Linked DNA regions of Mus musculus: all the other regions are linked to region 5. The links are chromatin loops, found by intact Hi-C in ENCODE. Cell type or tissue: gastrocnemius. All regions are shown on one strand. Links, peaks and the distances in the headings refer to the core of each region. The heading gives the core; the rest is flanking DNA. Region 1 holds the start of Gm52905 (a long non-coding RNA gene). Region 2 has its middle 26 kb from the start of Gm45943. Region 3 has its middle 19 kb from the start of Gm45943. Region 4 overlaps Herc3 (hect domain and RLD 3). Region 5 has its middle 28 kb from the start of Tigd2.

Region 1 (6,432 bases), core at 779-5,778, 160 kb before region 5:
GTGTGAGGGTGTGAGTAGTGGGTGCAGTGTGTGAAGGTGTGAGTGGTCTGTGCAGTGTGTGTATGTATGTGAGTGGTCTGTGCAGTGTGTGATGGTGTGAGTGGTGTGTTCTGGCCAGAGTCTGGTTCCTAACTTGGTTTCAGGGCTCAATTTCACATTGACAGTGCAGTAACTTTTTTTGTGTCCCCATTTTGCTTACTGCCTTTGCAAAACCATTTGTCCTTTGTGTTAGCTCCATTCATTCCGTGTGACATGACCAAGTCTATCTAGCTCTTCATGTTAGTTCTTGGTAAAGCTATTTTCTGAGTTTTATTCTTTATTTCTATTTTATGCTTTCCGAAGCCCAGGCCTTAGGAACTTTCACTCTCAACTCCCAACCCCTCCCACTCTCTATTCCTATTTAATTACATAGGTGCTCCAACTTAAAAAACAAAAAACCAAAAACACCACACAACCCTCTGAGGATGCCACTTATCTTTTAACTACAGTTGACCAGGCCCACTCTTCCCACTAACACATCTTTTTCAAGTTGAGACTAAAACAACTTGTGTTTGGGAAGATTTGTATGAGATTATAAAGTATTTGATCTTAAAACGTGCAGAGAAATGGTTGTTTTTGTTCCTGGGATACAGTATTTGCTAGTTTGGCAATACTAATTATAAATCTGCTGTCAATGAAGGAGGCCAAACTGGTTTTAGAGTGTAGTCTCAAGGTGACAATGTGGAATTTGGAAGGAATATTAAATGTGAAGACATACAGGCAAATCTGTGCCAGAAAAAAATCACATAGGTCAAGAGAGTCACTCAGAACTTTTAAAGTGTATGAATGTATACTAGGTTCCAATAAAGCTCACCTGCCATCCTCATGCGTAAAGTGAATGCTGCAATGTCCTCCAGTGAACCTACCAGGTTGTGCACTCTGAAAACATGTCATACAATTTAGAATTAGGAGTCCCATTTTGGTGTGTCTATTGAAGAGAATAAATGAAGTCCGAATGGAACCCAGCTCCTAAGCCTCTCCAAGTCTCTAGCTGATTACTCATGTTGATGATGAAGAGCTTTTCCCACTACAAAACAGTGCTCCTATACTAGGAATGAGAGGAGTTGTTCTCCACATAGTTCTGAAAGGTTTCCATTACAATGAATGGAAGTACTTAGACTAAGTACTCCCCCACATGCATTAGCTCTTTTGAACAAGTCTTCCTTATGTTATAACACAACAAGGTAGAAATAGTTCCAGATGGCTATAAAACAAGCTCACCCATTATTATCATATAACATATAAAGAACTAGAAGAGAACCTCAAATTTTGATAAGCATATAAAATAGTACTTTTGTTTTTTCTAAGTTGACAGTTATAATAGTTACAGGAAATGCACTAAAACCTGCCTAGGGAAAATATTGGAGTATTCTAATAGAGGTAACCTTCCTAATGTGTTTCCTTTGTAACGATATATGCATGTAACAATTAACTGAATACATTATTTACAATATTTTGGTATAAATATTTCTGCCATTTGTAATGGAAACCTTTTGGAATTATGTGGAGAATAATGTTTGATGTTTCTACTAATATTGCCTATGGTCTTTTCAGTTCAAGTGTATAATGATCATGACACAGGGGTCATCTATGGCCATAGAGTTACTTTCAGTCTCTAGTACAGTGTCTATCTTACAGACCTCCAAGCTTCTGGAAACAGGTTGAGCAGGTCACTTCCCTTTACTGCTTAGTGGATTTTTTCTTTTGGGTAACAATGTCTTCTCCCTTAATTCTGCTGTTAATCACCCTCCCCCCCACACACACCCCATGATGATCATTTTTATATATAAATGGTTTTTATTTTTATTTCTCAGTAGGAATTTTGCATATGTTTTATGTTTTTATGTCCTTGACTAGGCAACTATTTTGTTTACCCGAGTTTGAGTTTAGCCACATGGGAAATAAAAAGAGATTTAGAAAACCCCTAAGGATCTTTTTGGTCCTAAAGTGGAGACTATATTTTCAGAGTTCTCCAATGCTACTTCTGCATATGAGTAAAATTCCTTATTCAAATATATGAAACTGTCAAATAATAAAACCAAAAAACCAAAAACAATTAAGTATTTAAACATTATGAAAAAAGGAGGAAAGGTCCATGAACTATAGAATGGATTACCAAAATTTGATATACTTATATCAGAATAATATTCAGCCATAAAAGGAACTAAGAACTGGTACATGCCATACATAATGTGGATAAAGTTTGAAAACAGAAAAGGGAAAGAAGTCAATAATATGATGCTACATGTGATATAGCCGTACCATTCTGTTTATATACCAGAGAAGAGAGGTCCACAGAAACAAGGGTATGAGAGAGCACCTAGCAAGGAGATGATACTGAAAGCTAAATAGTGGGTCTCTATCTAGGTGATGAAAATGTCAACAGTTGATGCACAATTCTATGAATATGCTGAAAGCTATTGAGTCACATGCTCTAAATGGGCAAAATGTGTGACATGAAAGTGTTATATCTGCCGGGTGTGGTGGCACACACCTTTAATCCCAGCACTCAGGAAGCAAAGGCAGGCGGATTTCTGAGTTTGAGGCCAGCCTGGTCTACAAAGTGAGTTCCAGGACAGCCAGGGCTATACAGAGAAACCATGTCTCAAAAAACAAAAACAAAACAACAAAAAGTGTTATATCAATAAATCTGACTGAAAGTTATTTTTAGTTCCTTTAACTTTTTTCTAGTTCTTCTTAAGGGAAGGCTAGTAGGTCATTAAGAAGTTTCCATATAATACAGACTATTGGCAGTTGATTCTCATTGCCACAAGGGAACATATGTGCACAGGAATGAAACAGGTGAAAAGATATTGTGTTCCAAGGAATTTAGTTTGATGTTTTGTGTGTGTGTGTGAGTGTGTGTGTGTTTGTGTGTGATAGAGAGAGAGACAGAGATAGAGAGAAAGGAGAAACAGAAAGAAAGACAGAGAGACAGATACAGAGATAGAGAGAAAGGAGATACTGAGACAGAAAGAAAAGAGAGACAGAGGCAGAAAGAGACAGAAAGAGGGGCTAAGTGTGAGTGTGTGCATGATTGTGGAAGTCGTAGTATAGGACACAGCAGGTATCATGAGAAATCAACAGTGCTCTCTGCCTTATTGTTTTGAGATGGAGTTTCTCACTGATCTCATAGGTGGTTATTTTCAGTTAAGCTGGTTGGCCATCAAGCTCTCAGAACTTGCAGTCTTTGTCACTCAGAGATTGAGTTACATGCACACACAGCCATGCCCTGCTTTTAACACAAGTGCCGAGGTTCCTGACTCAAGTCCTTGTACTTGTACAACCCCAACCACTAAATGCTGAAAAACAACATCCTTCAGGAGTTTTTTTTTTTTTTTTTTTTTTTTTTTTTTTTTTTTTTTTGAGAAAGGGCCAAAAGATCTCATTATTATCTCTGTCTGTCCTGGAGCTCAGTATGCAGACCAGGGTGGCCTTGAGCTCACAGAGACCCTCCTGTCTCTACCTCCCAAGTGCTGGGGTTAAAGGTATGTACCACTATGTCTGGCCAAATTACCTTCTTTATATGAGTAATTGGCAAACATTTCTGCTCTACAGGTAAGGAAGTCACCACGCAGTGAGAATAGGTCTGTTTTTCTTTCAAGTTTGTTACTATCAAATACAGGCTATATCATCAATAAATAATAAATTCAGATATACAACCCACACAGGTCTGAAGTGAGGTAGCCTTTAACTCCTTATATTGGGCTGGCAGGCAGGGTGGTTAGTAACCAGGCAAGTTAGGCATCACCTCCACAAGCAGCAGGGGGCTCTCTAACACCACACAGCAGCTCAGGATCCATGTGACTTAGGTTTTTACCAATGAACTCAAATGTCATCCCATTGTCAATGTTGATGCACTTGCTGAAGGATACTCGTAAGACAAACATTTACAGGCCAGATATGTCCCACCGAGAGGAAGTTTCAGCAAAGTTTTAAATGTTGAATCATTAATACATGCTAATTAATTATGTTGCTTTAAGTCTTCTTTGAAGTCCACTTAAACTTGGATTTCTTACGTGCTTCACCCTTGGAAAAACTAATATTCAAGCTATTATAATATTCTGGATGAAATGATGAAAAAGAGGCTTCCATAGACATTATGATCCTCCACCTCTCACTTAGTAAATCAACACAGGCTTGTACTTGATGCTTACCCAAGCATGAAGATGCCTGAACATTTAAAAGAGGAAGCCAAATTCCAAACACTAATGATCTTCCATATCACCCTTCGTGGAGATAAACTGAGGGGATATTGGGAAGTTAATCCAACAAATCAAAGTACTGCCCTGAAAGCTGACTTGGTGAAGGTCTCCATAAAGCCTTTGTATCTGGGCCTGTTGTGGTGCGTCTCTCTCAGGAAATATTTTGGTAGAGATCCATAACTACTTGTCGCAGGGAAAGCAACACTGATCGTAGGTGAATCTCTCAAAGAGCTGAGCTGTCTGCTGACTTGGGATCTGATAAAAATGCAACCACATTAGTCACCAAAGGTGAAAATCTCACTTTCTTTTCAATTCTTACTCCCCTCATATTATTGATCTCAAAGACCCTTACAGACAGGGAAGACCATAAAGTGTTGTTTTATCATGAACTGTAAGAATGATATAAATATTTTAGAATCTTTAAACAAAACTAGGGAAGAGGGTGCAGAGGATTGGCCTTCAGTTGTCAGCTCCCAATCACGTGTAACTCGAGTCCCAGGGGATCCAATGTTGTTTTGTTTTGTTTTTTGACCTGCAAAGGTTCATGCATACCTCTGTCTGTCAAAAAATTAAAATATAAATATAAATCTTTAAAAAATAAAAATGTGAGACAATTTGAATTTTTTTCTTTTTAGGACCTAATAAGACTTCATTTTTAATTTAGGTCATTTGAAATGAAGTGTAAGAAATGAGAATTTTACAAAGGGACAGAATTTGAACACTCAATCTCTACAAAGCTTTCACTGAAGCCCACGCATGTCTGAGTCAAGCCTATGCTGGAAACTCCACAGAAAAAAGAAGATTGGAAAGAGGACCAAGGTGCGTTAAATCATTCTCACTCTTTAACTTGGTGTGCATTCTCATCTCAGTTATAAATCGGGGGTATTAAAATATCTTCTACGCCTTCGGAAGGGATGCAAAGGAAGGCTAAAAAGTCACCTATGAAAATTATAACTTAGGTAGACATTATTACAGTACAAGTGTACCCTCTAATAACATCAGACACGTAGATGAGGTTGAATAAAACACAGGGTGAAACATATCCATCGAGGTGCATCTGTTATTACTCTAATCTTGCTGTGTATTACAGAATTTACCGCATGGCATTGCAATTGCCTGGTGATGTTTCTGCGTCCTCACTAGTGTGGGACAGCAGAACTTGTGTCTTAATTTCCTTACTGGCAGGGCAGTAGTGTTTGATCAAGGAGAAAACATTAAACAATGTTGTAAGTTTTGTTTGAACAGGCAAAACTGAAAAGAATACCTCCCATAAGGCCATAATATTAAATATGCTATGTGCCAATGTTAGGCAGCATAGTGTCAGATTACTACATGGACCAGCTGTCAATAGATTTCTACAAGCTATAATCATTAACTAGAATTCACACCAGTATTTTCAATGCACTATTCACCATGAATTGCTTTACTTCTTGTTTAAAGCTAATATTTTACCTATTTATTTCAATTCAGTTTCAAGCACTCTGGCACTGAAACCTTGCACGAGTCTATAAACTCTCTCCTTTGGGAGCTTGAGGATGGGATCCTCAGCAATGGGGATCATTTCTATAACAAACATGGAGAACAACAGCCAAAGACATTGGCCTGAGATCTGAAGAGAGACACCCTGCAAGATCATGAGCGATTCGGCATAAACACTTAGACTCACAAGGGACCTCTGTGCAGAAAGCCTCATCATACACACCTGGCCGTTGTCTTCAAGAAGTGTATAATCAAAAGCAGAAATAAACTGCAAGTGAAGATTGCCAGGGGATCAATCATCCCTGCCATGGGGCTTGGAAGTAAGGGGACATTGAGTGCACAGTGAGCTGGTGAGGAGTGACCAGAGAGACAAAAGTCATGACTCAGCATTCTGCAATGCACACTGAGATTTCTAGTTTCACTATAGCGACCAACAATGTAAAATAGTTTTCAGGAACTCACATGGTCATTTTTGCTCTACATAGCAGGCATTCTATTTTTGTGTAGCTACAACAGGGCTTAGTAATGGCCAATACTTTTTATCTAAAACATGACCTGCTTAGAGATCTTGAGGACCGACATCATTGGAAGGACAAAAGTTCCCAACCTAACAATTAGATATTAAAACTCCAAAAAGTGTACATTAGTTTTGTTCTCTTAGAAATTTCAAGCATGGGGACTTTTCCACCAAATCAATGTAGAATTATAG
Region 2 (6,432 bases), core at 405-5,404, 570 kb before region 5:
TAAATGCACACTGATTCCAATTCAGTTGCTGTTACAAATAACTAAAAATATAAGTAACACATACACACACACTAATTTTAAAAACTACACCTCTTCTGCTTGCATAAAGATAATGTTATCTTTTGCTTGTGCTCAACAGTCTCATCATTCCTCCCCTACAATGTTCATGGGGACCCAGAGTCTGCTAAGAATAGTCCTTCCTCACAACTGACTATAGAGTTCTAAGTCTGCAAACAGCCTATATACCTAAGGGTAAAAGATTATCATGAAACAAAAATTGGAAAGCTTGTAAAAGCCAGAGAGTCAGAATGTCTGATGTGAGATTGTGTTTACTTCATGTTACAGCAGTGGTTATCAACCTATTGGTCACGACCTCTTTGGGGGCAATCCTTTCACAGGTGTTGCCTAAAGCCATCATAACACACAGATATGTACATTACAGTTCATAACAGTAGCAAAATTGCAGTTATGAAGAAGCAACAAAAACAATTTTATGGTTAGAGATCACCACAGCCATAATGAAGAGCTTCAACATTAGGAGGGGAAAGAACTACTGTTCTAGATATGTGCCAAGGTCTTTGAAATAGGGCTTACTTGGGAAAATGACCTCAGACAAAGCTACTCTGCTAATTTTTTTCCTACACACTAAGGCACTAACATTTTTAAACATAAAATCAAGCCTTTTCTAGTACTCAAATAACTGATATCAGTGTAGTGGCACACACCTCTAATGTCCATTTTTAAGAAATAGAGGCAGAAACATCAGGTTATTCATTGGCAGCCTGGGCCAAAGACCATTTCAAAATAAATGATTAAATTAATCAATAAAATCTAAAATAAATAAATTATAAATATGATTAATCTAAATTCGCAGTGCCCTACACTAGTATAGCATATGATACCATTCCTGGGTAGAAGTGAATGGTTACTTACTTCAGATAGAGAGCTAATGATAGAACAAACTGAAGATGTCACCAAAATTTAACTTGGTGAACCACTGAGTTTTACTGAGGTTGCTTACAGAAATATGGATGAGGGGTTACTTACAGGCAGAAATGACTCAAAGACAACCATTTCTCCAAAATAACATCCCTCATGGAATCTGGAAAATTCTAGTGTACTGTATAGCCTAAAGGTAGGTCAGTATGTCAGAGAGTATCCTTTCCTGTCAGATCAGTTGGTCTAAGCCTCTTCCAGATGGCTCAGTTTATATGAGAGTCTTTTAAGCAGCTTGATTGCTCTCTGTGTCTCTCAGGTGGCCTGGCTGGTCTGTGAGTGTCTCTCAGCGGTTTTTAGTGCTTCTATATGCTTCGAGAGGGTGGGGCCTTGTGTGTCTAGTTAGTTTCAGGGACTTCCTGATACCTATTGTTTATGTCCTGGGCTTAAGGAGCTTTCCTGCAGGATGGAAGGTGTTGACCTACCTTGAGAATATCTGTGTCTTAATGAGGGTCCTTCTAAGATTGAAGTTCCTACGATTAATTCTAAATCTTCCTAGAATGAAAAGTGCTTTTCCATTTCAGAAACTGTATGTTACCACTGAGACTTTTGACAGCTGGCTTAGAAGCTGACTGAGCTACTATGGCTTTTCTTACTTTAACCTCACCTTGTGCTTATGAGCAGTGCAATAGTGCTAGGTTTATGGTACATGCCACCTAAGTGTGATTGCTGACCAAAGACTACAATTTTTTCTCCATTAGTTATTATTAAAGTCTCATTTTTACCCCATGAGAAAATAAATTCTACTGTTATTTTGTGTAAATGTTGACCATCCCCCAACAGATTTATCATTTATTTTGGAAACAATTTTCATGTGCAAATTCTGAAAACATCAAAGCTTCTGGGTGGTTCTTTCTGAAACCCTCAACCCTGCCAACACTGCTTTAACATTTATGGTCCTCTCAGGGTCTTAGGCAATCTCTAGTTCCTAAGGGCAAGAAAGCACTGTTAGCTTTCTAGAGTTTCTCTGAACTTCTAGACTTGATTGATAAAGATTCTAGTTACCATGTACAAAGGAAAATCCAGAGAAGCAGTGAGAAATTGTATTCTGGTCCTTGGGCACCTCTGCATCCATTTGCTTTTGTGCATCATTACACTAAATGTAAGGATTCCAGCCAGAGTTCTGGAAGTTTAGGGATACCACGGTCTGACTCCAAGACATGGCCTCTGAATAGGCATCTGCACAAGCTGGTTCAGCCATGGCGCTGGGAGCAAATGTGCAGAATGCATGGCTGATATGTCCAGGCTTCCTCTTCTCCAGAAATCATTTTATCTAGGGGGCCAGAAAGCTCCTTGGGAGACCTGAAGCACAGGCAGGTATCTTCTACCTGTCCCTGACAAGCATCCCCACCACATTTCTGTTTGAAACTTTCATCTAGTTTTTTTCTGTACTTTGTGGCACCAAAGTGCATAGAAACTCACCTCCTAGAATCTAAATGGCTGATACTTCTTGGTATTTCATGTGACAAACACCACCTTCTTCTTGGCCAAAGAGCAGACACTGTGAGCCAGTGTTAAGCCTTCCATCTTTCATCTCCTTCCTTGTTTTGTAGTCTTGCCAGGTGATCGTATTGCACAACTTTTGTACATAAATGTTATCTGATTCTTAGTCCTTGAGAGTCTGGGAGAGGTGTCTAGGACTTTACCTTAAGTAGGGTTGGTGTTACAAGACTGAAATTCCCTCGCTGAAGGGAGGATAGGTGTAAGGGAAGTGGAAGGCAGGTGCAGGACCTGTGATACTTTGGTGATTTGCAGGGGATGGGTGGAGTCACTAGTGCATCTGGTGTCTGTTCATTGCTTAGGGCAGTCCTCCAGTCACAGCAATGGGTAGAGGTGATAAGAAGGAGTTGGGGTGGGAATCTAAGTTTCCCAGATATGGATGGGACAAGGGTACTAGGTATCGGTGGATAGAGTTAGTGGTTCGAATTGAACCTCCCTGTGTGATAGGGAGGCAGAAAGGGACTTAAGAAGATAGGCTGGGCATGTGTTCTTTGGCAGGTCACAGGAATGGGAAGAGCTGCTGGTGTGATTCTAGTAACATCCCCGGAGAGAAGCAGTTCTCAGGTGATGGGGATGAGTGTAACTGGTATCATGAGTCTGGTGTCTAGCTAGATAAGGTACCAGGCTCCCACAGAATGGAGGAGTGGAGGTGGTGCGGTTCATGGATTTAGTGTAGGGGGTGTCTGGGTGCCTTGTCTAGGGATGGGTAAGAGCTCTGGGGCAGGGAGACCTTTAATTCCAGGACAATCTGTGCTGTTTAGGGAAGTCTATTAAAAAAAAAAAAAGAGCAAGGCAAAGTTGATCGATAAAAGTGTAATTATATTACATATATTAAATAGGGGATGTATACAAGAAAACTGGGTGGGTGTATAGTGTCTGATATAGTCTTCTCCTTGGCATGAGTGCCAGGTCTGCCTCAATATGGTCCTTTACATACATACGTGCAAGTGCTGTGCCAGCCTCTTTGCCATCCAGCCTGTGGCACAGACTGATTTCTGCCTCACAGAACACACATGGCAAGCCTATGGAAGTCAGAAAACTGATGGGGGTTGGTTTTCTCCTTTCACTATGAGGTTCCCAGGGATTAAACTCAAATCTACAGGCTTGGCAGCAAGCACCTTTACCCACTGAGCATTTCATCAGCCTGTTTTTATGTCTTTGATCCAGTGCCTCATGCACACTGGCTGACCTCAAACTTGTTATATAACTTAAGGTGACCTTGAGCTCTTGATTTTTCTGCCTCTGTCCACCAAGGTTTATGCTATCACTCTGAGTTTATGCGGAGCTGGCGGTTGAACTCATGCTAGGCAAGCTCTATACCATATGAGCTACACCCTAGCCTACCCTAGTTTTAAATGCTAATTTCTATTCTCAATAAAGCAGAAAAACACTTATTTTGATGTCTAAATCAATTCCTGATAAGGTGTTGATTAATCAGAAGTACTTTGTCCTTGATATACATACAAATGAATCTAGGTAAAAGGCTGAGCCTCACAAAGCAAGTCCAGAAAGTGATTTAAGTATACTTGGGCTAATTAGGTTCATGGTTGCCAACTGGTCATAACTAAGGTCATAGGAAATTAAGATATGAATCAGAGTGGTAATTAATTGGTTTCATGTGGTACACTCCTAAGAGACACTCATGTTCTCTACACAATCACTTCCAGGTAACAGTAAAAAAGAATAGACATGATTGGTAATGACAAATATTTGTATCATCTGTTTCTCCCTAGGAAAAATGTCTTTGGTACCAGGAAATGGCATAGTTCTCCAGTATTTCAAACACTGGTAATTGGGATTAATATTAACTGAAACCATCCAGAAGGTGATTATTCTTTGCTAGGAGTTCTATGCTAGCATAGAACTTCTAAATAGTTATGTTGTGTTTCATAAAACAGCAGTATAATGGGGCAAGAGAGAGTACCACAGTGGCCTAGCCAAGGTGTTCCCCTGAGGAATCACAACCATGTGACAGGCCTAGTATAAAAGGAAGTTTATTGAGTGAAGGGAAGGGGACCTAGAAAATGGGAAGAGGCAGAGAAAGGAGGGGGACAGAGTAGGACAGAAAGAGAACAGAAAGAAGAAGAGAAGAAGAAGTTGGCCAGGGACACATGGGGAAGAGAGAGAAATGGAGATGAGAGCTGGGGTAGCCTAGCAGTTCAGTTCTTATACTTGGCTCCCACCTAGAAGGCAACTATGCAAGCTGTTGTTAGGTAGTTATTGGGCAGAGCCTAGAGGAATTGCCAACAAGTTATTTTCACAAAATTCTTGGAGATGAATACTTTGATAGGATAGAAAGTTTCAATAAATTATAGTCACCTCCACATTAGTAAAACCCAAAGGAGTATTCAAACTCAGAAGTCTTTGAGCTGATCACACACAATCTCAACTCTGTAGTTTCTGTATAAACAAACAAACAAAACCAAAAAAAATCCCTTTGTGTTAGTACATTATTTTTTTAAAAATTTATATATTTTTTTAAGATTTATTTATTTATTATATGTAAGTATACTGTAGCTGTCTTCAGATACTCCAGAAGAGGGTGTCAGATCTTGTTACAGATGGTTGTTAGCCACCATGTGGTTGCTGGGATTTGAACTCCGGATCTTCGGAAGAGCAGTCGGGTGCTCTTACCCACTGAGCCATCTCACCAGCCCTAAAAAGTTATATTTTAAATTATTTTAAAATCATGTGTCTGTATGGATATGTACTAGTGTACATGTGTGTCCACGATGGACAGAGGCATCAGACCCCTTGGAGCTGGAGTTAGAGGTGTTTGCAAACGTCCTAATGTGGGTGCTGGAAACCAAACTAGGCTACTTTGCAAGAGCTCTAAGTATACTCTTTATTCAGATAGGGTATTGCAAAATAACTGTAAATATTTTAATTGTGGTTAAGGTCAGCTAATAAAGGTAACTATGATACTTTTCAATAAAGTGTTATCATGTAGGATCACTATGTAGCTCAGGCTGGTCCTAAACTGAGGGATTGGCCTATTTCTGCCTCCTCTGCCTATCTCTGGTGGAATTAAAGATGTGTGCCACTATGCCTGGTTTATATGAGAATTTCTGTATAAAGAGATCCCTTTAAGATATAAAAAGTCAGGTTATTTTCACCTAAGAATTTGAGACCAGTCTGGGAAGGATAGCAAGTTATATTGTAATCAATAAAATTATAAAGTATCTTAAAGTCCTTATGGACTGTCAGAACCTATATTACCCACCATCACTGTTCCTTTTCTTCATTTATTCATTTATTCAAAGTATTCATCTCCAAGTATTTTGTGAAAATAACTTGTTGGCAATTCTTCTAGGCTCTGCCCAATAACTACCTAACAACAGCTTGCATAGTTGCCTTCTAGGTGGGAGCCAAGTATAAGAACTGAACTGCTAGGCTACCCCAGCTCTCATCTCCATTTCTCTCTCTTCCCCATGTGTTCCTGGCCAGCTTCTTCCTCTCTTCTTCTTTCTGTTCTCTTTCTGTCCTTGCCATCTTCTAGATACCAAGTAGTTTCCTGCCTTGGAGTTTCGTTTCCAAATACAAAACAGTTGTCCCTTCATATCCACAGGATGTTCATTCTTGCATTCAACCAATTCCCAATCAAAAATATTCAGAAAAATTATATTGGACATGTACAGATATAGTTTGTCACACTCTCTAAACAGTACAGTGTAACAACTATTTAAGGAGCCTTGAATTGCGTTAAGGATTATAAGTAATCTGGGGGGGGGGTGATCTAAAGTATATAGAGTATGTATATAGATAATAGGTGCAAATTCCATACTAATTGATATAAGGACATAGGAACTTAGAGATAGAGGTGTCTATGGGTTGCCAAGAACCAAGCCTCCATGGATCCTGAATGGGGGTGGGTAAGTGTACTATTCCATAGTTTCTAGAACCCTAACTTCTCCCTGTTGCTTTGCATATGTGACT
Region 3 (6,432 bases), core at 1,275-6,274, 580 kb before region 5:
CTGCACTTGAACCAGGGTTGTGAGGATGTCTTCCTACTGACCTACACCCTGCTGTTGAGCTAATATACCCTGAGAATTGACATTTACTGAGGCTCACCACATGTAACTATTGATAAATACTAGTTTCTATCAGTAGTTCTCAACCAGGATCAATTGTACTTCTTATGTAAGATTATTAAATAAAACACACTTTTTAAATATAAGTATCTCCTGTATAATAATTTTAATCTAAGACTCAGGTTCCATTTGTATCTGTTAATAATCTCCTTCTCCCTCCCCCCATGCAAGCAATCCTAATTAAATACAGTGGGACACATATAAACCACACACGCGTGCACACACACAGACACAGACACAGACACACACACACACACACACACACACACACACACAAAATAACCAGAAGGGGGAAGACAAAATTTAGTGGAGGGTGGGAGGAAAGGAGGATAATGAGGAGAAAGATAAAAAGTATATTTTATATGTGTGTGTGTTCAAAATTGAAAAATAAAAAGAATCACTACAGAAAAAGAAAAAAGAAAATCTTCCAATATATGCTCCTCAGAGGGCTCTCAGTCTCTGCATGGACTTAGTGCTGAGTATTGGGTATAAGGCATGCTTTGCCCCCTAAGTTTCTGCTTCCCTGTGTATGTTTGAGGATCTCAGACCCATGATCATTATGCTCTTGCCATAGAGTACAACAACAGGTCAGAGAAGTCTGGTTACCTCTCATCCCTCTAGCTTACCATGGAAGTTGTACCACAGTCTCTCTAACAGTGAAGCTGTACCTGCTGACCTTTGAGATCACTGCTGTCATCCTGAGGTTAGGGTATCCATTTCCATGTCAATCACACCTACCATTCTGTCTGACCTACAGAGTTCTTCAGATTTAAGTCATCTATTATTATGTCTTCTTTGTGTCTGGCTCACCAAAGCATTTATTAGATGTGAGCCATAGCTACCAGTTTTAAAATACGTATGTATGTATGTATGTATGTATGTATGTATGTATGTATGTATGTGTATATGTGTCTGTCCAAGTGTATGCATTCTTATTGTAAGTACACACATTTATCTACATGCATGGAGGCCAGAAGAGAGAGTCAACATACCCACCTTTATTACCCTGTGCCTACTTCTTTGAGCCATGATCCCTGCCTGAATGTGAAACTCATTTTCTTGGTAGGATGGAAGCCAGAAATCCCCAGTCATTCTCTTGTCTCTGGCCCGTCCGAGAGTGGGGGTTACAGGCATACATGAGTCGTCCAACTTGAAACATAGATGCTGCAATTCAAACTCTGACTTTTATGATTATACAGCAAGCACTCTTAACAGCTGATCCAGTTCTCTAGTTCCAATCTATTCATTTTTAAACATTTATTTGGTTAGGGGTGCATGCGATGATACTATAGAGCGTATGTAAAGGTCAGAGAACAACTTGGAGGAGTTGATTCTCCCCTTCCACCATGTGGGTCCTAGTGATTGATCTTTGGTCATTGTGCTTAACAGCAAGTGTCTTTAGCTTCTATGCCACCTGCTGACTCTCATCAGTGAATTTTTAATGTACTGATGGAAGTATTATCCCAGAGAGTCAAGTTGAAGATGGACATGCCCCATCTCCTGGCTGAACATAATGGGCCCATTATTTCTATAAATGTTGCTATCTTTTGTCTAAATTTTGTTAGAGATTTTCTGATTTTTCAATTGCGGACTCTAGAACTTTATTAGCTATCCTTTTTAAACTGTTACTGCCACCTTCATTATTCCACCAACATGCTATATTCTAAATCCTTGGGGTCTAATTCCTTGGGAATTGTGCTCTCATCAATGACTTTGATTTAATTTCTTTGGGTGATTGGGATTCCAAGGCTGGCCTTAAACTTGCTGTTTGCTGTTCATCTGACTCAGCCTCCTTAGCGGTGGGATTACAGATAGGAGAGGCCATACTTAGCTTTCATGACTGCAACCCCCAAGAACCACACATCCCCAGCTCTTCCTAAGTGGACAACTCCTAAAGCAGCATGGTTTTAGGATGAGGTCACTCCCTCTGGAGGAGGCCCAAGTTTCTGTCTCTGACAGTTAGTCCAGATATTTATTGCTGCCTACAAAACCATCTCACATTTAGGTCAGCAATTTATTACTAATCTCTTTGTTTGAGTAGAGTGGGTTTGAAAGAGAACCCAAGGACAAGACTAGAGAGCTGATGGAATTTGTGGGGGTTTTTGAAGAGTGTTGTTGTAAAAGAGAGCAGAGCAATAGAACAATTGGAAGGAAATGTGGGATTAAGAGAACGATTGAAAAAACTGAAGAAGAAAAAAAAAAGAGAGAACGACTGAAGATGGGGTAAATAAATACCAACATGTTTATGCTGTGCCAAGTGGTCTGGAAGACTTCATATTTATAAGATGACACAGAGGAGAAAGGGGAAAGGGCTGTCACTGAGCAAGGAAAGAAATGGGATTTGATGCAAAGCAGCTGCCCTGGCCTTTACTTAGAAAGGTAGACTGCTCCTCTCATTACAGTAAGGTGGGCACTGCCAGTAATCTCAAAGTTCCCCTTTGCTTCAATTTTCTCAGTAAAGCAGGAAATGATATTATCACTCAAGAATGATACACACATGTGCATGGGGGGGTGAATATGATTGGGAGAATGAATGAATGAATGAATGAATGAATGAATGAATCAGATGACTATTGAAATAGGAAAATAAGGACAAGGACAGGAGTGATGGCACATAGCAAGACTTTCTCTTTCCCCCTCCCCCCACACACACACAGAAAGAGAGAGAGAGAGAGACAGAGAGAGAGAGAGAGAGAGAGAGAGAGAGAGAGAGAGAGAGAGAGACTGCAAAAGGCTAAGGCTAGCTGCCATACAGTATCAGCTGTATACCAGTGAGACATCAGAATTCTTGACCCTGAATTTAAACTCAGATGAGTCATTATTCTTATATGTTTTCCCCAGTTTCATGCAGGATGAAAAAAAAATAGAGAAGTTAGTTAGTGGGTTTTGTCTAGAGTCTGCCTAGGTAAAAGAGGGAGTTTAGGTGCTCTCAGAGGTGTGAATACAACAAAAGATTGTGGACTTTCAGCAGGTGTGGGAACATGGGAACTAAAGAAGACCACACAGGATGCAGCACAGTGAGGGAGTGGTGAGCAGGTTCTTGAGAGCTTCTTGAGGGGTCTCCAGGAAGAATTGGGTTACTAATGGTGACTTGAAAGGGAGAGAAATTGGAGGTGGCAACCCCCAAGACATTACCTGGGAGAACTTTGCAGAAGCAGGGAAGAGTGTTGGGAAGGTCATCTGTGTACTGAGTTACTAAGATCTGAGACAAAAGGCATGCTGGACAGTGTCAAAGATGGCAGTGGTGGTGAGACTCCGATAGGGACAAAGTTTAAGGATGTGGAATTCAAAGCTGAGGTTTAGTGAGGACTGTTAGATGGTCCAATTTGGAATGTTAATAGTTCGTGTTACTTTCTCCTCTAGGAATAAGCAACATCAGAATGTGAATGTCCTAATGCTTTTAGGAAAACTTGTTTGTGTAAAGATGTTTCATGCTTTAATCACCAGAGGGTGCCAGAGTCAAGCAAATGATTCTTCTTCTCTTCATATGTGTATACAATATAGGTTGAGTATATACATACTCTACTGGGCCCCCCTCCAGACCCTTGAGAACTCACCCCCAGCACATTTTCCCCTCAGCTTCATGTCATAAACACACACACACACACACACACACACACACACACACACACACACACACACACACGTCTGAAACAAATATCCAGTTAGTGCTGCTTGTATGTACTTAGGTACTTTTAGTTTTCATCTGTAGCTGAGATAATCTTCAAGTAGTGGAAGGAGGCACTATTTATATTGGAGAGGGGAAATGTGTAAGTGAGAATTTGCCACATAAACTAGGACATGTGTTCTGCTCTCCATACAAATCTCCAACTTCTTATATTTTTGTTTGTGAACCTAGTCTTTAGTGGCTCGGCCATCTCTCCAGCTCCAAAGCTCTAATTTCTATAATTAAAATGAAAACGGAGAAAGTGGACAAACTGGCCTTCACCTTGATGGTGGGGAAACCCTCTCCTCTTTACTCCACCTCCCTAACTATCTTTACTGCACACTTCATGTTTCCCTTTGATATAATGAGACAATGTTTCAAATAAGAGAATTGTTGCATTCAGAAAAGTAGGTAGGGCATCCAAAACTAGCCTGAAGTATTTAAATTCTAACAGCTTTGGTTTTTGTCTTCTATGGCAATTCTTCTGAACTTGTCTTAGTTTTAGATACGCCTTTCATGCTAAGTACATTAAAACCCATATGTCCAGACCCCTTTGGAGTGTGTGTGTAGGGGGGTCCTGCCTGGCACTTCTGTAGGTCAGAGGACAACTCTAAGGTATAGATTCTCTTCCTTCCACCTTGTGAGATCCACAGATCAAACACAGATTTCCAGTCCTGTGATTGTTTGCCTCTACTGACTGAGTTATCTCAAGACTCACAAATGATTTTTCTATTTAAGTATTTCTGTTAAATTTTTTTATCTTTTAATTAGCCAAAACATTCTCATTCTCTTTCTGTGTCTCTATCCCTCTGTCTCTGTCTCTGTCTCTGTCTGTCTCTGTCTCTGTCTCTGTCTGTCTCTGTCTGTCTCTGTCTGTCTCTCTCTCTGTCTCTCTCTCTCTCCTGAATAAGGAGAAAGCAAGCTAGGCACCAGAATCCATCTCTTTCTGCTTCCTGGATGCAGATGCAGTGTGATCAAATGTCCCGGCTGCCAGAACTGCCTCGCCATAATGCAATATGCCCTCAAGCTCAGAGACTAATAAACCCTTTCTTCCTAAAGTTTCCTTTGTTAAAGTATTTTATCACAGTGTAAGAAAAGTAGGTAGTACATATTTTTATTTCAAGCAGAGGATATTTAGTTTGTATGTGATTTAACATTTAAACGTGTGAAGACCTTCACACGTTTAAATGAGCACAGTATTTAGATTTTCAGAACAGACATGTTTCAGAAATAAAGGACTTATCACCAAGGCACAAACGCAGGCAACCCTTTCAGTCCTCTTAAAACCCAGGCAAAAAGGCATGGATAATTAGTGAAAATAGCAAATACCAGAAGTTACTGTTTTGCCCTTAAGTTATCTGTGGCAAAGCTGTACTGCTATATTCTCTCATCTTCTCCTTCTCCCTCTCCTCCTATACCTCCCCCACTCTCCTGCCCCCACTGCATGAGAACACTTGCCATTTGCTTGAGTAAACTAGCTTTGCTTACACTTTTACTTTATTTTTATTTTTATTTTCACTTTATTTTATTATGCAAGAACACTATGGTACTGGAAACACAAATACCCTGTGGCCCACAGTCTTTCCACAGAATTGGTCAATGTGTGTATCGTTTGTTTCTTTCCACAGCCTTAATTTTGCTCTTTTTTTTTTCTGTAAGGTCTGCCTTTATTTGTTACTTGACCTTTTTCCCTTACTAGTTTTAATATTCTTTCTTTGTTTAATGCTTTTGATGTTTTAATTATTATGTGACAGGAGGAATTTTTTTCTGGTCCAATCTATTTGGAGTTCTGTAGGCTTCTTATATGTTCATGGGCATTTCTTTCTATAGGTTAGGGAATGTTTCTTCTATAATTTTACTGAATTACCGGCCCTTTTAGTTGGGAATCTTCACTCTCTTCTATACCTATTATCCTTTGGTTTAGTCTTCTCATTGTGTCCTGGATTTCCTGGATGTTTTGGGTTAGGAGCTTTTTGCGTTTTGCATTGTCTCTGACTGTTGGGTCAATGTTTTCTATAGTATCTTCTGCACCTGAGATTCTCTCTTCTATCTCTTGTATTCTAGTGGTGATGCTTGCATCTATGACACCTGATCTCTTTCCTAGGTTTTCTAACTCCAGGGTTGTCTCCCTTTGTGCTTTCTTTATTTTTTCTATTTTCATTTTTAGATCTTGAATGGTTTTGTTCATTTCCTTTGTCTGTTTGGTTGTGTTTTTCTGTAATTCTTTAAGGGATTTTTGTGTTTCCTCTTTAAAGGCTTCTAGCTGTTTATCCATGTTCTCCTGTATTTCTTTAAGGGAGTTATTTATTTCCATCTTAAAGTTCTCTCTCCCCATCATGAGAAGTAATTTTAGATCAGAATCTTGCCTTTCCAGTGTGATAGTGTATCCAGGACTTGCCGTGGTAGGAGAATTGGGTTCTGATGATGCCAAGTAACTTTGGTTTCTGTTGCTTATACTTTGAGACTTTTAAATTGATTCCAGACTATTTAAAATTAAGGTTTAGCTCAAAGAACATAACAGAAAACAATGCCTGTTCAGCTTTGATAGGTTAAATTTGTAGCTATGCTCGTTTTGCCAATCGTATTTAAATTTGGTAGAGTGGAGGAGTTTGTATGGAAATAAGTTTGATAGCAAGTCCCAAGTTGTT
Region 4 (6,432 bases), core at 907-5,906, 260 kb before region 5:
ATCAAGGGTTGGTTGGGCTGCCAAGTCAACGTGAAAAGCTCTTACTTTCAGGTGAAGCCTTCCTTCTGGTCTTGGGAGTTTCCCTAGAAAAAGGCATCTCTAGTTAGAGATTTAAGGATTGGATTTAAGGAATTTGTTGTCTGTTATTGTTGCTGTGTTATTAATTCTGGAAGGTTGGCAAGAATGGTGGTGTGTTTATATACCTTAGGCAATGGCAGTTTATTCAAAGTGACTGATGAGGGCTAGCACAGAGTGGCAGAGTGTTTGCCCAGCACCCAAAAGACCCTGGGCGCAAACCCCCATTCCCTCACACACCCTCAAATAAATTAGAATAAAGGAAAGAAATGGATAATGAGTTCATTCTAATAATTTCTGGCAGTTTAACAGTGAGAAAAAAAAAACAAAACAGAAACAGCAACTAAAAGCACTGTACAGCTGCTTCTGTCTATGCTGTGCAGGGAAATCTAATTATTTCCATCAAGTAACAATGTATCTCAATAGTGAACTGCCTAAAGATCATGTAGGTCAAGTCCTCTGGTTTTTGAAAGGAGGGAAATGAGCATATAGATCCCTAAGAGGAAACAGTTTTCAGACACCTGAGAAAAGGGAAGGTCTTGAGGTCACAAGGACGTGGGTTCTTTGCTGGCTGCCTTCCTGTGACAGTAATATCTTTCCTCTTTGATTTTGTGAAGGTCTGAGGACATGCATTTTATAGAGGCTCTAGGGCATGTCTAGTGCATATGTGTTGGTACCTAAAGAGCATTGTAGTTCCCATGGAAGCCGCAGCATGTTGTGCCTTTCTCTGTTGCTTAGAGGACTGCATACCATTGATGCCATTTTCTTCTTCTCAGTGTTCCTAACAGGCAGTGACCGGATTCCCATCTATGGCATGGCCAGTCTTCAGATCATCATCCAGTCCACAGCCACTGGGGAGGAATACTTACCCGTGGCCCATACCTGCTACAACCTTCTTGACCTCCCTAAGTATAGCAGCAAAGAGATCATGAAGGCTCGGCTGACCCAGGCCCTCGACAACTATGAGGGTTTTAGTTTGGCCTGAGGTACCCCAGCTTACCTAAGACATCCATCCCTTCCTTCTTCTGTGGCCACATTGAGGCTGAATAAAATACCATGGGAAGTGATTTCTATTTTTTTATTGTTTAAGTGGTTTGAAACTTTTGAATCCTAAACCCTAGTCAAGGTGTTTCTGGGGTTCAATAGTGAATAGTCTTTCTGAAAAAATCAGTGGTTGGGGATGAGCCAAAAAAAAAATTGGCTTTGGTATGGGAAGTGGACTTGATTTTGTTTTGTTTTGTTTTGTTTTAAACCGAGGTACCTGTTGTTCCTTCATCTGTGAATGTGTTGCAATCTGCTGGATTTAATGGCAGTAGGTTTTCAGCTTTTGTTTCCCAGATGTCCCTCAGTCCTGATGTTTCTTCACCATGCTTTGCTGCTCTCTTCCTGGCCTCTCAGTCCCTACAGGGGTGACTTGATGGATATGTCCCTTCTTGCCCGCCATGCAGAACATTTCCTACTCCTCAGCACTGGAAATGCATGGCTTGTTGCAGCCCAGCCCAGCCCACAGATGGAACTCCCAAGACAAAGAAGCTGAGCCTTGTCATAGCTCTTGAGTCTTTGTGGGAACCTTTATGAACATGTCCTGCTTTAAGGAAATAGGTCATGAGTGCCTACTGCCTGGGCCTCCTGAAACACACATACACAAGAGCCGCAGGTTGCAGGCGGGCTGCATGTGTCTTGTTAGCCATGACCCGTGGATTTACAGTGAATTGGTAGACCTTCTTTATCATACTTTTGAAATGCAAGTTGCATTTTCTTGTTTCCATATTGCCTAAGAACAGTACAATTAATAAAGGTTTCCCCTTCTTTATTCCTTTCTAGCTCCTGCTCTCTTCCTTCCCTTTCTTCTTGTGCTCCCCTCTCCTCCCTTCCTCTTGCTCTCCTACTCTTCCTTGTCTTTGCTGCTTGACTCCGTTCCCCTCTTCCTTCTGGTAGTGGATGCATGCTGTCTTTTTTATTTTAAATTTTGTAAGTTTTTTTTTAAACCTCTGTCTCTAACTGTGAAAATATGAAGATACTCTTTATAATAGAGTTTTTGTTTTATCACATGTGAAGTGTGCATTTACAGTGAAATTTCAGCAGGGGGATTATGTTAAGTCAAATGCGTGTGTCTCAAAAGTGACATGTTTAACTGCTCATCACTGTATAAGAAAATTCTACATGGTCAAAGAGTTCATGTAATTCTAATTTTAAATCTGTAGTAGATAGAGAAAGTATTTATTTATCTAAAATGAAGTACTTATAGATTGTGATGCAGCACCGAGTCTTGATGAAGGAATGTAGATTTTTGCTTTTCCTGTTTTTGTTTTGAAAAGTTACTCCAATTGCTAAATTGGTAGTTTTTTTGTCCTTATAAATATAACATTTAAAAAAGATACACAATTATATAAAATGTTTATTTTCTATGTGTCTGCATATAGTTCAATATTATCCAATAAATTTGGTGTTTTAACTTAAAACAGTTTGTATTGTAATTGTGGGATGGACACTCTGCTTTCCATGGGAGCATTAAGCCATAAAGCCACAGAATCCAATGATTCCTGCGAAAGGGCGAGAGAGCCCAATGCTCTACAAATGGATAGGAGTGCAATGGGAAAGAATGGGAATGGTGAAGGTTGTTAATGTTCAAAAAGCATTTCCTGGAACTGGAGAGGAGTCAGCAAAGGCTCAAACATGGGGAAAGACACAGGTACGAATCTAGGAGAGTTCAGAAGGAAAATCAGCAGGAAGAGAGTAATGACCAATAGAGGAGAGCTGGAAGGAGGACCTCGGAGCCCAGAGTTGGGAGTCAGATGTCTCTGAGTAGCTCCACAGGATGTGCTCAGGGGTTCATAGTGGAGAGGTAAGACGTGAATTCGAAGCATGTGGATGATGTGATTCACGGGCATTAGAATGGGAAGGACAGAAGCAGAAAGGCGCTGCTAGCATTGAGGGAGGCAGACACTGCAGATGGGAAAGAATATTTGAATGGTAGAGAAGGGGAGGGAAGAAGAGAGACACTGAAGTGACTCAGAACCTCACATCTCATGCTAATTAGTATTAGCCCACGTACAAAATCTGTGTGTGGAGCCCAGCAAGACAGTACTTTCAATAAATTTGTAATGTTAGTATGATGCATTGCTTTGACAGAGCTAATAGATGGTTTAATGAGCTGATTCAGTGGGTAAAGGCACTTGTCACCATGACGGGTGTGACTCAATCCCAGGGTCCACCTGCTGGAAGGAGAGAACCAAGCCCTGGAAGTTGTCCTTTGACCTCTACTTGTGTACCATGGCATGCACATGCCTACACACACACACACACAAATAAATATATGTAATAAAAAACTAAATGTAAGTAGTGAGGGGAACAGTATCTTCTTAATGCTAAGATGCATTCAATAAAGAATAACTTCAATAAGCAGTAGGTTTGGGGGAAATAAATTTGGAACACAAATAAGTTGTTTCAATTTTTTATTGCAAAATTTATTCCTTTGTTTTTTTGTGTGTGATAATTTTTAATTTTTCTAATCTTAGGTCATTCCATTCATGTAAGGAACATTTTTCCCTAATAAGCATTTATGTGACGAACTGTTTTAAGACTTTTATGTATTCAAGTTTTCACATTTCCAAAGCTGAAAAAAGTAGATAGACGTTGTTATCTGTGTAAACAATAACTCTGCAATCTTACAGCTGGAAACTCTTACAAACATGGCTCTCTTATTAATAGTTCATAGCTTAACTCACTAAAGAAGATAGTTCAGAAAATTGTTTTTGAAACCTTTTGGAGGTGGACTTTTAGTCATTTTTCCTTTAAAAAGGAAACAATGACAAAGCCTGTATCCAGGGAGCATGCCCGGCACATACTGTTTGTCCAGTAGAGGTCACCCTCTTAGAGTACCTTACTAGGTAAAGAAAGCAATCTAAAATTCTCACACTGACTCCTTCAGAGACCTCCCAAGGCATAACCCAGCACATGCACACGTGGCTTCATCTCAGGTGGATTTTGGTTTTGCATTAAATATGGCGATCAGTTCTTTGAGAATTTCATACACCACCTTTTGATTATAGTCTTCCCAGATCTACCACCTTTTCCCTACCTTCTTATTTACCCATTCTCTTTGTTTTAAAGCTGTGAAGTGCAATTTGTGTTGCCCAGCTACTCTTGGGTGCACTGGCGTGTTAAATAAACCCACCTTTAAAAACATTTGACTCTTCCTATCAAAGCAGTTATCAAATGCCAATGGCTCCTCAGGGGTGGGAATTTTACCCACCTCCCTACTGTATACTAATTGTGTCTGGTTTGAGCTTATACACAGGTCTTGTGCACACTGTCATGATCCCTGTCAGTTTATGTGTGCATCTACCCCGTTATATCTGTAAAAGAGTTTCTTATCTACCACCCCTGGGTCTTGCAATCTATCTTCCAGGATGTCCCCTGAGTCTTGAGTATGATATAGATATCTTGTTCAGGGTGGAAGACTGAAAAATCCTTTATTTTCTGAACATTCACTAGTTGTGGGTCTCTGTGTAAATTGCCAATTTACTGCAAGCAGAAGGTTCTCTGAGGAGGGTTGAGAGAACCACTAACCAATGGGCACAGTACTGATTAGGAGTTGTTTTAGAACTATGTATTTATCAGAATAATAGTAGTAGGTTCTAACCTAAGCCCTATAACTTAACGAACCACAGGTTTTTGGCCCCATCTGCAATGCCAAGTCTGGAGTGAGCTTATTTCCAAACAGAAGTTGGTCACTCACACACACACACAGGGCACTGTTGAACCAGTGGGCAGATCTTGCAAGAACAGTCATTATCGCAGCTTTCAGGGTTCACCGCTGGGTCACAGTGATGACTATGTTTCTTTTCCAGTAGGCCACATAGCCTTTCAGCACGTTCAAAGCCGACCACTATGGATGAAACTTCAGGATGAAATATCTTAATTTGTCCATGTTCTGTAACTCAAATAGATGATGTCATAACAATAGGATCTTAATACCAAAAAGTTCCCGAGGGTAGCCAAGAAATTCAGCAACAGCCTGTTAAGTTTTGGGGGAGGGTGGAGAATCAAAGGGATTCCACTGGATAACAACTCAAAAAGAGGTAGCCGACTCATGGTTCTGCAATTTTTATTTGTGGTGTTGTCCACTGTTACAGGATAACTCCATGTATTATATCTCTCTCCCATGACATCTTAATAGTTTCCTAACCTCTGTGTGTATTCCAAAGTCAAATACACCAAGATTTAAAGCTAACATAAGAGAGGAAATGTCATGTTTGTTTTTCTAGGTCCAGGTTACCTCAGAAGGATTGCCTCTGGCTCCATCATTTATTTATTTATAAATTACATTATTTATAACTTTGTAAAATATTTATCAATATTTATCATATAGCATAATATGCAATTATGTATTTATTGTTATATAATTAATTTGTAAATAATATAAATTTATAAATAACTTATTTATAAATTATATATATATATTTATATTTGGAAACAGGGTTTCTCTGTGTAGTCCAGGCTATCCTGGAACTCACTATGTAGTCTGGGCTGGCCTCCACCTCATACTTCCTGCCTTCTAAATGCTAGGATTAAAGGCATGCACTACCACCACCCAGCTGGCTCCATCCATTTACCTGCAAATTTCATTACTTATTTATCATAAAAGCTAATACTCTATTGTATAAGTTAGACCACATTTTCATTATCCATTCTTTAGTTGGTGGACATCTAGGCTGTTTCCATATCATGCCTAGTGTATGAAAAAGAGCAGCACTGAATGTGAATGAGCAAGATGCAGAGTCCTTCAGGCATATGCCTAAGAGTAGTATAGCTGCGTTAAGTGGAAGATTGATGATATTCTCTCTCTCTCTCTCTCTCTCTCTCTCTCTCTCTCTCTCTCTCTGTGTGTGTGTGTGTGTTTCCATCTCTCTGTGTGTCTGTTTCTGTCTCTCTGTCTCTGTCTCTTTCTCTCTCTCTCTCTCTGCATAGATCTGTTCCACTTTGCATACCTATTAACTATGAATTTGTTGTTTTAACTTGACAATTCTGGCTAGGATACAATGAAATCTCAAAATAGTTTTAATTTGCATTTCCCTGATGGCTAAGGATATTAAACATTAAAAAAAAAAACTTTCTCAGCCATTTGTATTTCAAGATTTGAGAGCCCTATGTTTAGATCCATGCCCATTTATAAATTGGATTTTTTTTCTTGATGTCTAGGTATTTGTTTTGTTTTGTTTTTAGTTCTTTGTGTACTCTAAACCCCATCCTCTGTCGTAGGAATATAATTAGTAAAGATTTTTCTCGTTTTGTATTTTGCATCTTCACTTGAGTGATGCTGTTCTTTGCTATATAGATGTCTGTTAATCTCAT
Region 5 (6,432 bases), core at 546-5,545:
CCAGGTATCAGAAATCATTCACCACTTTTGAAGTTGTCAGTCAGTAGGGTTCCACAGACCCCCAAAGTTTACAAATTATTCACACTCTTCTTGGTGCTTTCTCTAGAACCGGGTTGTAAGGCTCTGTTACTAAAGATACCATCCATGTACTTGAGTCATAGAATATACAGAGACCAAACCGGTACTGACCTGGAGGCTTCATTTCTACTGGTTAGTTTTCATAGTACTGGGAGGTGTTAGGCAAGCTACCGGAGAAGAAAAATAGTCACCAATCAGTCTTACTCAGCAGTAAACTGTGTGAATTACAATAATGACCAGTCTGGCAAGATAGGCCCACTTGTGCAATTTGGTACAAAGGTTAAGGAAATAGCAACCACTTTCTGATTGGACTTAAGGGCATTCCATAAGGCTGAACTCATGACTAGCACTGTCACTGGAGCCAAGAACCTGAGAACTAGATAGGTCCTAGGCACTGTGGGAGAACCTAACACTCTTGTTCTGCTAAGTCACAAAGCATCACCCCTGATTCCTAATGAGAGATCATTAAACCGCAGATAACTAGATCTTTTAACTTTCATTCGAGAACTTCCTTTTTGCAGCAGATAGTGAGGAACACAGGCAACTCATCCAAGTGCAGAGTCTATGTCTGAGTGCTCAGCTCTAAATGGGATAGCTATATCACACAGACTCTTCTCAAGCCTCAAGGATATCTGGGAAGAAGGTAAGGAAAGATTGTAAGAGATACAGTGAGTGGATCACTACAGTGAGACAGTGTCTCTGGACATGACAACATTGCTGCACACAGCAGCATATTGCGACCATGACCCCACTGACAACAGCATCACAGTTTCTAGCTAGTCATGATCCCAGAATGTACTGGGGAACAGAGTCATGATGTTCTACCCTTAGCTGAGGAGCTACCAGTGATGGCTGTTGGGAGGGAGTTAGTTTTCTTTACGGGTTCAACCTCTGAGAGGCTACCTGTGCGCCAGCATATAGCCTTGTTACCAGGTGCATACTGAGAGCACCAGTGAGTTTCTTTTAAAACACACACACACACACACACACACACACACACACACACACACACACACACACATATGTACACATGGGAGGATTAACATGTTCAAAATACCTTATATGCGTGTATGTAGTATACTTCACTGAAGGTTAGACCTACTGCCTGACTTCCAGTAACAGAAGTGATCTCACTGAGAATCAGATGTAATCCACCCAGTTTCTTGTTTCACCTTCCTTCTTCACCCTCCCCTCCCCCTTCCCTCCCCCTCCTCCCCTCCTCCTCTTCCTCCCCCTCCCCCTCCCCCCCTTCTCCCCCTCCTCCTCTTTCTCCTCCATTTCTTCCTCTTCCCTTTCCTTTTCTATGCTCTGTCTTCTTTCTCCCTTTCTCAGTAGCTGGTTTTTGTTTTGTTTTATTGTGTTTTGGCATCCAACAATCCGTAACTGAGACCAGGGGACAAGTAACTGAATCTTGCCAACAGCCGTCTTACATGAGTGTAGACAGAATATTTTCCTTCAAGTCTTGATATGGCTATAACCTTGCTGACAGTGTCACCGAAGCCTTATAAGAGACCCTAAGTCAGAAGACAGCTAAATTCTGTCCAATTTCTCACGTACAGAATCTGCGTCACAGCATATGTTACTGTTTTAATCTGTTTAAGTTGTGTGTTATGAAGCAACTGATAACTAACAAAATTCTCTCAAGTTCTACAAAGCACAGGATTTTCAGATTTCAACATAGTCACCCAAACACGCTGTTCTGTTTTCTCCACCAGCGTTCACCTAACTTCTGAAAGGTCCAAGCACCAAGCCCTGAGCACCCATACAAAAGGAGTGTCCTACCCTAGGCAAAGCCCAAACCCCACCAGTCTGGACCTCTGTGTCCGTGGAGGTTTCCTTGGCCCCTTGGGCCACTTCTGCCTTGTAGTTTTGGTACGGCAAATGCCCTCTGCATCTGCTTTTACATTTTTTTTAGCCTTGACCTTAGACTTCTTTCCTTCCAACAAAATTTATTTTTAACTTTCCCTAAAATAGAACAGGTCCAGCAGTTCCAAAATGACTACACAGTTTCAAGTACTGTCTGCGACCCTCAAGGATCCTAATCCCACTGGACCACTGTAGTGGAAGAGACAATGTCCACATGGAAGTCATCAAAGGTTCTATGTTTTTTTCTGCCTCTGTCCTTTTTACGTGCCCTGTACCCCTTCCTCAGGAGCAAACTATTCAGACCCACTCTCATGATCATAGTGATTTTCAACAGGGAGAATCCCTCTACCAAGTGAACATGTCACATCCATACATGCTGGCGAGCTCAAAAAATGCATAGGACGCAATCAGATTAAATACCCTTTAATTTTTCCTACTTAACAATTTTAAGAAGCTATGGTGACAACAAAAATGTGACAAAGGAGATAGGTAGCTGCATGAAGCAAGGCTACTCCTAGGAAATTTTAGGTCTGTTACACTGGATTTTAGGGAACACAGCTTAGTCATTGTCAAACTGAAATTTAACAGTGTTTGAGAAATGAAAAGACACATCTGTCAAAGACTGTGCCATTGACAACTTTTTTTTTGATGTAATGGAGATGTTTATAATGATAGAAATGCATCTTTGTAACTAAAATGGGCCATAAGTCATGATTTGTATTTTATCCCACTTTGGCCCAGGAAGTCTTACCACAATACATAAGCATTGTCTGCCACCTCGTGGTCAATGTAGAATCCTACATCGTGTAAGAGAAACCATAGAGCAACAGCAGAGAAGGGCCAACAGCATAAACACTACGGGCAAGATTGTTTAAAAACCCATGGTGATCGTATGTTCTGTGATATACGTATTTTATTTGTTTATTTATTTTTATTTTATTTTATGTTCCTTGGTGTTTTGGCTGTATGGATGTCTGTGTGAGGGTGTTGGATTGCCTGGAACTGGAGTTACAAATAATTGGGAGATGCCAGGACCTGCGGGGTCTTCTAAAGAGCGGCCAGTGCTGTTAACCATTGAGCCATATCTCCAAACCTCAACATATGAATTTTAAAGAAGAAAATTAAAAGTCTTTTTTCAAGCCTTGATATAGACCTTGATGAGCTGTTTTGTTCTTAAAATTGTAAGAATTTTGTTTCATGTCATGTTGCTAAATTGCTAAATTATCAGTGAAGAAATAAAGTATAACTAAATGCCTCCCTGTGGTTACATTACAGGAACAGCAGTGTTACTTAGGTACTGAGTAGAGGAGTGCACTTGTATTGTAGGCACAGGGCTGATACTGCTGTTTTGGAAAAGAAACTACAAAGCTCATAAAGTAAATCAAAGTGGGTCTCTTTCCTTCAAACTTGGTAGTGTCCTTCAAACTTACACAGGCACACTGGTTTAATTGAAAGGCAGTGCCACATAAGGAAAGAGGCTCTGGTTGTCTCCACAGTAATTAATCATGTATCCTTTCAAGATGTGTGTGCCATGCCCCCCTCACCCCCCCCCCCCACACACACACAGTTAGGCAAGCTGAGAGTTTTATTTGGTGAATCTTGAATCTGCTAAGACATGCACAGTCCGAAGACGGGAATAGTGACTCAACTTTAACCCCAGTCAGAAATGACACATTTACATCACTAAAATTCTCAGTACATTATCCAAGAACATCTGGCTACATGATAGAAAAGAGCATGCTGCGGAGGGATAAAAGGAAACCAATCTCTAGTTCAAATGTTGGCCAAGTTTCCCCACCTGGTGTGGGTGTGTACTCTTCAGTGCCTATGTAGCAACTGATTACACATGCACGTATGGTTTGATTACATCAAGGACATCTATAGATACGTTCATTTGTGCTAGAAATTATGTTAAAATTGAATTAGGGAAATGCTATCTCCAAATAGTAAGAGATTTAAAGCAATTCAGTATTAAACAGCAGTTTCCTGGCGTGGTGGCACATACCTTTAATCCCAGCACTCAGGAGGAAGAAGCAGGTGAGTACCGAATACCTGAGTTCAGGCCAGTGTGGTCTACAGAGAAAGTTTCAGAACCACTGGGGATACAAAGAGAAACCTTGTCTTGGAGAAACAAAATTCATCAGTATGGAACTACTTTAAAATGATACAGAAGGAGTGGGATTATGGAGAAGAAACATGAGCAAAGCTCTGCAATCTGCGGTATCTCTGAGAAGAACTGAATGGCTAAATATGATTGGATAGTATGCTGTATTTGTGTGGAAAGGTAGAATGTTCATAGATGCATAAAATATGTTTAAGAAGCTATCAGAAAATAAACCTCTACATGTCAAATATTATGGTGACTGATCCTGTTTTGGGATGAAAGTCAGAAGACGATGGGGGAGGAGACTTTTTGCACACACTCTGTTTTGAATAATCAGTGCTTACTGACAACTAGAAACCATATATACAATTGTCCATTAATATTTATATCCATGGGTTATGGCCCTGTGAATACCAACATCACAGATATTTGTGTGCCTTTAAAAATTGTGTTGTATTTGCAAATAACCTACATATACCTTCATATTTAACTTAAATCATTTCTAGATTACTTATGATACTTAACAGATTATAAAATGGTAAATTATTATTAAATGGTAAATCATTATACTTTATTGTTTAGGGACCAGTGAGGAGAAAGAAGTCTACACATGTTTGGTATGGATGCCATCCTTCTACAAACACTTGCAATCTGAGACAAGATGAATCTTTGGACATATAAGCTACAGAATCAGAGAATCAACTCTGTTCGAAAATTTTAAATTAGAAATATAAAATAGCCGGGTGTGGTGGTGCACGCCTTTAATCCCAGCACTCGGGAGTCAGAGGCAGGCGGATTTCTGAGTTCGAGGCCAGCCTGGTCTACAAAGTGAGTGCCAGGACAGCCAGGGCTACACAGAGAAACCCTGTCTCGAAAAACCAAAAAAGAAAAAAAGAAAGAAATATAAATATAAAATATAAAGAAATATTTTATATAAAATATTTATATAAAAAATATAAAGAAATATAATTTTACATGATATAATAAAGCAATGATGGGGAAAAGAAAATTTATTCTCAGCACATTATTTTACAGGTGGATGTATATTCTTGTAGAAAGAGTTTTCTTAGTGTATGAGCGTCTCTGGTTTCAGTGGCACACACACAAACACATGCATACAGAGCTAGATTAGATGTCACACTTGGACAGCTTGGACAGATGAAATGCTTAACGTCTATCTGTAAGACTTCTTAGATCAAGTTCCCATCTTCTTGCCACATAAAACCCTTTATGCCTGACCATTGAAAGTAGTTTTTTAAATTTACAGTATACTTGCATCATTTGTCATGCCATCTTATCCCTTTTACCCCTCCCATGTCCGATTGCTCCTCCCAAATTCATGGTCTCCTCTTTAACCATTATTGATAGGTATTGCTATACATACATGTAAACAGGAATAGGTTTTTTAGTCCATTCAGTGTTATCTGTATGTATGTTTCTAGGACTGGTCACTCTATTTTGAGTGGCATGGGGAGGTTCATTCCTGTAGAAGACTAATTTCCCCTTTCTTGGAATTATAAATTGCCTATAACTCTTCATCTAGGTGCGAAGCCTTGTGAAATTTCACCCACTTACACTGGGATATGAATTACTGTTGGAATTGTTTAGGTCTTGTTTAGGCATCCATGCTGTTGAGACTTCATAGATATAGCTTACCTGTCATATCTACAAGGCACAATCTTACAACAGAGTCCCCCTTTCTTTGACTTTTACAAGTTTTCCTTCTTTTCTTTTTCAATATTTCCTGAGCCTTGATATAGGAGTTATGTTGTAAATGTATCCATTGAACTTAAGTAGAGTTGTTTCCTATGAATCTTTAGTTGCCTTTACAAATAAGAACACAAGCCACTCTCTTCAATTTTTCAGAATAGTATCATTTTATCACCTATATACCTGCTAACTAGAAGAGAAAATTTATTTCCAATGAACACAAATGTGTACCCTTGTAAAAAATAAGTGTGCATGCCCTCGTCCAGCCCAGTCCCTGTGTAGGAGTATAGGTGTCTCTATATCTTCTCATCTATATCCAGTAAGGGAGATTCTCTCCATCTGTCTGTCTGTCCATTTGTTTGTCTATCTGTCTGTCTCTCTCCTCTCAGGTGCTTTCTCATTCTTTCATCCTACCCCTCTCTCATCATGTTATATAGCTCACAGTATCCACCCACTTTGTAGCCCCAATTGACCGGGAATTCATGATCTTCTACCTCAACCTCCCAAGTATGGGATTGCGCATCTAAGTCACCATGTCTGGCTTCAACAAAGGACTTTTATGGCAGGAGACTGAATTATAATAATGGAGAGACATGGGTCTCTATACAAACTATACAAAGTAGAGAATTTCTCTGAAACTTCACAGTATATGTTTACATTCAAATCCATAATGA

The links. Hi-C counts contacts between places; a loop is a spot of excess contacts. Peaks named below come from ENCODE experiments on the same cell type or tissue, not always from the same donor. Only the 100,000 strongest peaks of a DNase experiment are listed, where the experiment ranks them.
Region 1: it touches region 5 in a loop (14-fold over the local background); 34 of 42 quality-filtered maps call a loop at or near these places.
Region 2: it touches region 5 in a loop (4-fold over the local background); 24 of 42 quality-filtered maps call a loop at or near these places.
Region 3: it touches region 5 in a loop (3-fold over the local background); 27 of 42 quality-filtered maps call a loop at or near these places.
Region 4: a loop joins it to region 5, with 5 times the contacts of the local background. A loop is called at or near these places in 15 of 42 quality-filtered maps.

The regions. Positions count from the first base shown.
Region 1 is chr6:59,016,730-59,023,161 of GRCm38, forward strand. The region is part of intron 1 of Fam13a (family with sequence similarity 13, member A); the gene reads right to left. It overlaps Gm52905 (a long non-coding RNA gene), which reads left to right and starts at 3,438. Exons shown (of 2, transcript XR_003956447.1): 1 at 3,438-5,063; 2 at 5,715-6,432. In gastrocnemius, for the core only: a CTCF peak has its summit at 3,805 (motif pointing right); no DNase peak of the experiment used is centred there; H3K4me3 peaks cover 587 bases; H3K27ac peaks cover 930 bases.
Region 2 is chr6:58,607,462-58,613,893 of GRCm38, forward strand. It overlaps a transcript of Abcg2 not described here. Among named protein-coding and RNA genes, the nearest start is that of Gm45943, 26 kb to the left of the region's middle. In gastrocnemius, for the core only: no CTCF peak of the experiment used is centred there; a DNase peak (open chromatin) is centred at 3,466.
Region 3 is chr6:58,600,294-58,606,725 of GRCm38, forward strand. It overlaps a transcript of Abcg2 not described here. Among named protein-coding and RNA genes, the nearest start is that of Gm45943, 19 kb to the left of the region's middle. In gastrocnemius, for the core only: a CTCF peak has its summit at 3,568 (motif pointing right); a DNase peak (open chromatin) is centred at 3,651; H3K27ac peaks cover 676 bases.
Region 4 is chr6:58,917,862-58,924,293 of GRCm38, forward strand. Herc3 (hect domain and RLD 3) reads left to right here. Exons shown (of 26, transcript NM_001361966.1): 26 at 852-2,537. The coding sequence ends at 1,060. Among named protein-coding and RNA genes, the nearest start is that of Nap1l5, 14 kb to the left of the region's middle. In gastrocnemius, for the core only: a CTCF peak has its summit at 3,930 (motif pointing right); a DNase peak (open chromatin) is centred at 3,945.
Region 5 is chr6:59,177,853-59,184,284 of GRCm38, forward strand. No RefSeq gene overlaps it. Among named protein-coding and RNA genes, the nearest start is that of Tigd2, 28 kb to the right of the region's middle. In gastrocnemius, for the core only: a CTCF peak has its summit at 2,735 (motif pointing left); a DNase peak (open chromatin) is centred at 2,729; H3K27ac peaks cover 1,610 bases.